2 separate regions of the Homo sapiens genome follow, and region 2 is linked to region 1. The links are chromatin loops, found by intact Hi-C in ENCODE. Cell type or tissue: transverse colon. All regions are shown on one strand. Links, peaks and the distances in the headings refer to the core of each region. The heading gives the core; the rest is flanking DNA.

The links. A loop is a pair of places that touch in the nucleus more often than their neighbours do. Peaks named below come from ENCODE experiments on the same cell type or tissue, not always from the same donor. Only the 100,000 strongest peaks of a DNase experiment are listed, where the experiment ranks them.
Region 2: it touches region 1 in a loop (13-fold over the local background); 2 of 110 quality-filtered maps call a loop at or near these places.

Annotation. Positions count from the first base shown.
Region 1 is chr3:24,811,318-24,814,241 of GRCh38, forward strand. LOC124909355 (a long non-coding RNA gene) reads left to right here. Exons shown (of 2, transcript XR_007095846.1): 2 at 2,390-2,924. Among named protein-coding and RNA genes, the nearest start is that of THRB, 320 kb to the left of the region's middle. In transverse colon, for the core only: no CTCF peak of the experiment used is centred there; no DNase peak of the experiment used is centred there.
Region 2 is chr3:24,761,798-24,764,721 of GRCh38, forward strand. No RefSeq gene overlaps it. Among named protein-coding and RNA genes, the nearest start is that of THRB, 270 kb to the left of the region's middle. In transverse colon, for the core only: no CTCF peak of the experiment used is centred there; no DNase peak of the experiment used is centred there.

The DNA of each region.
Region 1 (2,924 bases), core at 247-2,746:
GGGAGGACCTAGGGCCAAGTCCCCCACCCCAAGCACACCCAGTCTTGAGGAACCCTGAGGAAACCAGGGACTCCATGGTTAGGAAAGGACTGTCTTAGAAAAATAGGCAACACATCGTAGTCATCTGAGGCCAGAAGAGAAGTAATTAGAATGTTATTTCTTTAAGTACCTTGAGCTTTCTAAGTATGAAAACGTTGTCTGCTGGGACTCTTTCTTATTGTTTCAGAACAGGTGGGATGTGACTGATAAGCTTGAGTAGTTTTTATTTCCCACCAAAAAAATGAGGCCAATGAGGCCAAAATGATATTGAAAATATATATTCAAATAGGTTGCAATGTCTGCTCTGATGTGGCGTAAGTATTCCCTAAATCGCGGAGGTGAAAAATGCATCTTTTATACGCCTCTCAGATTAATGACCTCAGAGCCTCATTTCTGTCTTTTCAGAGGTAGCTATTATTGTTATTATTTTCTATTTATTAGTTAAGTTAGAAGTTTCAAACCATGTGATATCACATTAGTGCACTCCTCAATCCTATGTCTTTGCAGTTCCCATCTTATCCCTTTTTTGAACATGTATTAGTAAATATCCTACTTCATTTGGCATGAATGGGTGTGGGACATTCCTTCCCTCTTCTGTTACACTTCAGTTCCTTCCTGCAACTTGAAGAAAACATTTATGGACTACAAGATTAAACACTGACTATATTTCCTTTATAGCCATCCTTCAAAAATCATTTACTCAAAGAAACAGAAAGTTCTTTCTTTTACTTTCTTTGTTTTTATGACTGATAGATTCTTGGTGGGGTAAATCAATTGCTAATTTTATTTTTTATTGTTGAATTATTGCTGAGATGTCTGCTGCATGCTTGGTGTTACCAAATTGTTCACCTCACTCTTGAAGCTGCACCAGATTCTTCATGTGAGACACTTGCAGCATTCTCATGTCATGGTGGCTGATTCCCCACCAAAACAAACCAGTTGGCTGTTAAGAGTGGAGTAAGTGAAGGAAAGAAACCTATTCTAGAGCTGGGCTCCATGCCAAATTCTGCTTCTGGAAAGGTCAGAAAAGGGGTGGGAGGGAGAGAGGGAGGGAAAGAGAGAGAGAGAGAGAACCAGGTGGAAGCTGGTTCTGGGTTGCCTGTACACCAAGAAAAACGATGTTATAAAAGTTTCTTATATCCTGAGAGGTTAACAGTGTCAGTTCAGAAAGTATTTTTAGAAGATTTTATTCATCTCTGAAGTAAGAACAGTTTTATTGGTAATAGAATTCATTTCTAGAGTTTGTAACAGAAAAATGTTACCACTAATTGAAATACAGTTGGAAGAGGAACCAATTTAATGAGCAGTTACACCGTTTGCTTAGAGAAAGTATTGAAGAATAGAAATCCATAGTTGTGTAAGATGGAAAATCTAACTGTGCTTGAGATATTAGATTGAAAAGCAATACAGGAGGTCTTCAATCTTGTGAACACTGTTGTTAGTACTGTGCTGTGCTCGTCAAAGAATATGCAACGTGACAGGGAATTGTATTTGATAGATATTTAATACGTTTAATTTTGTTTTTTTTTCAAATTTGCTGTTTCCATATGTTGTGGACTTTTATTGTTTTGAGAATCTTAATATCCAAATCATTTGTATTACACAAATATAAATAATAAAACCTTTAAATCCTTTTAGGAATTATTAATAATTTCCATTATGTATAGTTTTAGTAGAAATTTAAGCCAAGATTTCTAGCCTCCCTCACCAAAGGGTAGATCCATGAACAAAATATGACAGTTTGGCTTTCCTTTGACTTTGAACTTTCACCAGGATGATACAAAACCAGAATAAAACATCTGGAGTTGATCCATTCCAGTAGAAGCCCTAGGAAGGATGTTGTAGTGGTTTCAGTATGTCTGCAAATCCTTTGACACCCCTCCCTTCAAAAGATGGAAACTCATTCCTTTTTCTTTGATTTTGGCAGACTTAGTGACTTGCTTCTAATGAATAGAGTGTGTAATTTCTGTGTAACTCTCAAATCTAGGTCATAAAAAGGATACAACTTTACCTGATTTGTTTTCTTTTTCTTTCTTTCTTTCTTTCTTTCTTTCTTTCTTTCTTTCTTTCTTTCTTTCTTTCTTTCTTTCTTCTTTCCTTCTCTTTCTTTCTTCTTTCCTTCTCTTTCTTTTTCTTTCTTTCCTTCCTTCCTTCTCTCTCTCCCTTCCTTCCTTCCTTCCTTCCCTTCTTTCTTTCTTCCTTCCTTCCCTTCTTTCTTTCTTTCTCTTTCTTTCTTTCTTTCTTTTCTTTCTTTCTTTCTCTTTCTTTCTCTCTCTTTCCTTCCTTTCTTTCTTTCCTTCCTTCCTTCTTTCTCTCATCTCTTTTTCTTTCTCATCTCTGTTTCTAAAAGGAATCAGCACTGTGCTGTTCGGACACTCAAACTGACCTAGAGGACTTGAATGTGAAGAAAAACTGACGCTCTTGCTAAAGTCCAGCACTAGCTTGACAGCCATGTGAATGAACCTCATTGGAACTGGGATCTCTGGCTCTGGTTAATCCTTCACCTGACTTCAGCTGTGGCCAACATCTTTTTTTTTTTTTTTTCCAAGATGGAGTTTCCCTCTCGTTGCCCAGGCTGGAGTGCAATGGTTCAATCTCAGCTCACTGCTACCTCCGCCTCCCAGGTTCAAGCGATTCTCCTGCCCCAGCCTCCCAAGTAGCTGGGATTACAGGCATGCACCACCACACCCGGCTAATGTTTGTATTTTTAGTAGAGACGGGTTTCTCCATGTTGGTCAGGCTGGCCTCAAACTCCCGACCTCAGGTGATCCACCCACCTTGGCCTCCCAAGGTGCTGGGATTACTGGTGTGAGCCACCGTGCCCGGCCTGTGGCCAACATCTTGGTGGTAACTTCATGAGACACCCTGAGACAAAAACAGCCAAG
Region 2 (2,924 bases), core at 181-2,680, 50 kb before region 1:
AAGAGTTTCTGATGATAGCACTTCCCTTGACTGGGGAGAAAGAGCATGAGAACGTTGTATGGAATTGGTATACACAAATGGAATATTAGTAAGCAGGTGTTGCCTACACCAGTGTTTCTCAGTCGTTTTTTCATTATCATTTCCCTCCCTAATAAACCTTTTTTGACATTTTTTCCAACTGCTACCCCATAATATTTTAATATCTCACATATGACATATATCTGTTTATATGCTGTATGTATATCTCTCTCTGCTTTATGCATTAAAAGAAGTATTTTTTTCACCCCTGCCAAAACCGATTTTCACCCCTATGAGGGCAATATTGACGCTTTTGAAAACGCATTGCCTAAACCACGTAACCTAACCAAACTCCTAAAATTTATTTTGTCACATAATCAACAACTTTATTGTTTTTGTTTGTTTGTTTGTTTGTTTTTTGCAGAGGAATGTCTCAAACAGTGGGGGTATGAAGAACATATATAAGATGGATCTACTAGGTAATGTTCATTGCTGTCTTTATAACAAAATTAATTATATAATTCATTGTATAATTATTGTTTAATATCTTTCTTAATTGCAAGCTCTGCAGTAGCAGGAACATGTCTTGGTTATTGTTGAATGGTCTCTGATGCACAGTAGATGATCGATATTTCTTGAATATTGATAAGGACTTTAATATCTAATAGGGAAAAGAAGGTAAGACATGTAAAACCAAAAGTATTCATGAGCTTATTTTGAGTTATGTATGAGGAGTAGCAAGATGCATAAAGAATTGAGACAGTCAAGGTCAGTTCCCTTTACTCAGCAAGGCTTTAACGGTTACCTTCAGGATCAGCTTTCTAGACCCAGGTTTGAGGGTGGAATCTTGTCTTGTTCATTATTAAATGTTACAGAAGTCTTAACAGAATGCTTTATAAGTGGAGGTTTAATACTGCTTTTGAATTATGACTTAATAGTTAAGATAGGAAGCAAGTCTTAGAAGAAACAAAGGTACAATTAGTCTGCTTATTATTTTCTTCTTCCTTTAGTTAAAAATACATTAAGGATGATCTATGTTTAGATCTTTTGCAGAAACTTTTCCTAAGGACACATTTTATATTTGAAGAAAAGGTATTTTTGACATTAATATTTTCTTCAATCTAATGTTAGCTTCCTATATTTCTTTTCTCCCTTCAGTTCATCTAAAACATTACAATGCTTTTCTCCTTTTTATTTTATAAAATAGACTCTACAAACCCAATTATAACTCCCTTAGAAGACAAAAGGACTGTAAGGAAATAAAAAACAAGAATGATTTGGATATATCAGTTCTCTTTTTTTGTTACATTTTGTGGCTGCCATGGGAAACCTATAAAAGCTTCAAGTCTGATTTTGGTGGATAAATTCCCAACAACCTCTTCCTTCAAGGAGTGATCAGTATTATGGACAAAAGGAGGGTATTTTTTTCAATATGTCCTTTTGATTTTATTTTGTGCGGCAACCACCTTTGTAAAACACACTAACACGTCAGAAATATGAAACTGTCTTCAGTTCACTGCCCTGTAAAAGACGTGTGGCAAAAAATAAATAAATAAATAAATAAATAAATAAACAAACCCAGGAATGCCTGAGTAAGTAATTTTATTTTTTATGATTCAAGCCCCAAAAGGTCTTGAACTGTCAGATTTATTGTCTATCCGATTTTATGACTTTTAGTTGTATTTATTCTTTGATGTTTACCATCTACTGTGCCTACGTGTGCCGTGGTCTGTGGGCTTTCCTATTGCTAAATCATTTTTTAAGCTTTAGTTGTAGCTTCTGTTCAGCATCAATTCCCCGAGACATGCCATTAACATGAATCATTTTTGAAAGTGTTTGGTGCAATATGAACTCCATGTTGAGTCGATCACTCATTGTGATGGAAAGAAATGATGACCTTCCCGGAAATACCCATCGCGGTTAAATAACCAAGGACGGGACGGTCAGGGACTTCTGATTGGGGTGCCCCCATCGGCTTAATCTTTGCCCCCAAAAGAGGGAGATGGGAGGTCAGTGCAGATTCAGGAGGAAAAGGGAAAAAGAGCTGGGAAAGGGGAAAGAAAACTGCTGACCCAAACCACAGCTATTTTATTGGAGGGTCAGTTTTTTTCTACCTCCAGGAAGGTTACATTCATAGCAAGAACTTCTGAGGCGACATCAGTATTTGAGTGCATTCTTTTCTAACACTAATTTTAAAACTTCCAAACATGTTTTCTTTTTTCAATAAAAGTTACATTTTTGCTTTTGCCTGCTCTGATCTCTTTTCTGCTAGGACCTTCTGAAAGAATTGAGTATAATTACCACTAGTGATAATTTTTTTTCTTTGTTCATATCCAGTATCTAGACATTTTCAAGTTATTGGCCAGTGTAGCCAACTCTGTGTAGACCCGGTTAACAACATATGGATAATTCTGGAAGCTTGCCATCCTTTCTCTGCCTATGTTTGGCTAAGTTTGGCCTCGAAACCTTCCCCTCTTCTCCTACGCCCACCCCAGGCTTCTCAGCATCTTCCTTGGATAAATAAATATAAATATACTAGACACTATGATTAAGGGACAATATACAGGCATATTTTAGAGCTAGGCTCAGAAAACTGCATCCCACAGGCCAAATATGACCTGTTGGTGGTTACTGTAAATACATTTTATTGGAATACAGCCATATCCATCCATTTATGTAATCTCTATGGCTGTTTTCACAGCACAGCAACAGTTAAATAGTTGCAACAGAGACTTTATAGCTCTCAAAAACTAAAACATTTGCTATCTGGCCCTTTACAGAAAAAGTTTGTTGATCCCTCTTCTAAGTAGCAGCTATTCAGACATAATCACATTTACTAAACAAACAATATTAATCATTTTATTTACTGGGATCTTCTTAAATTTGAAGGCCAGATTGCTGAGTAA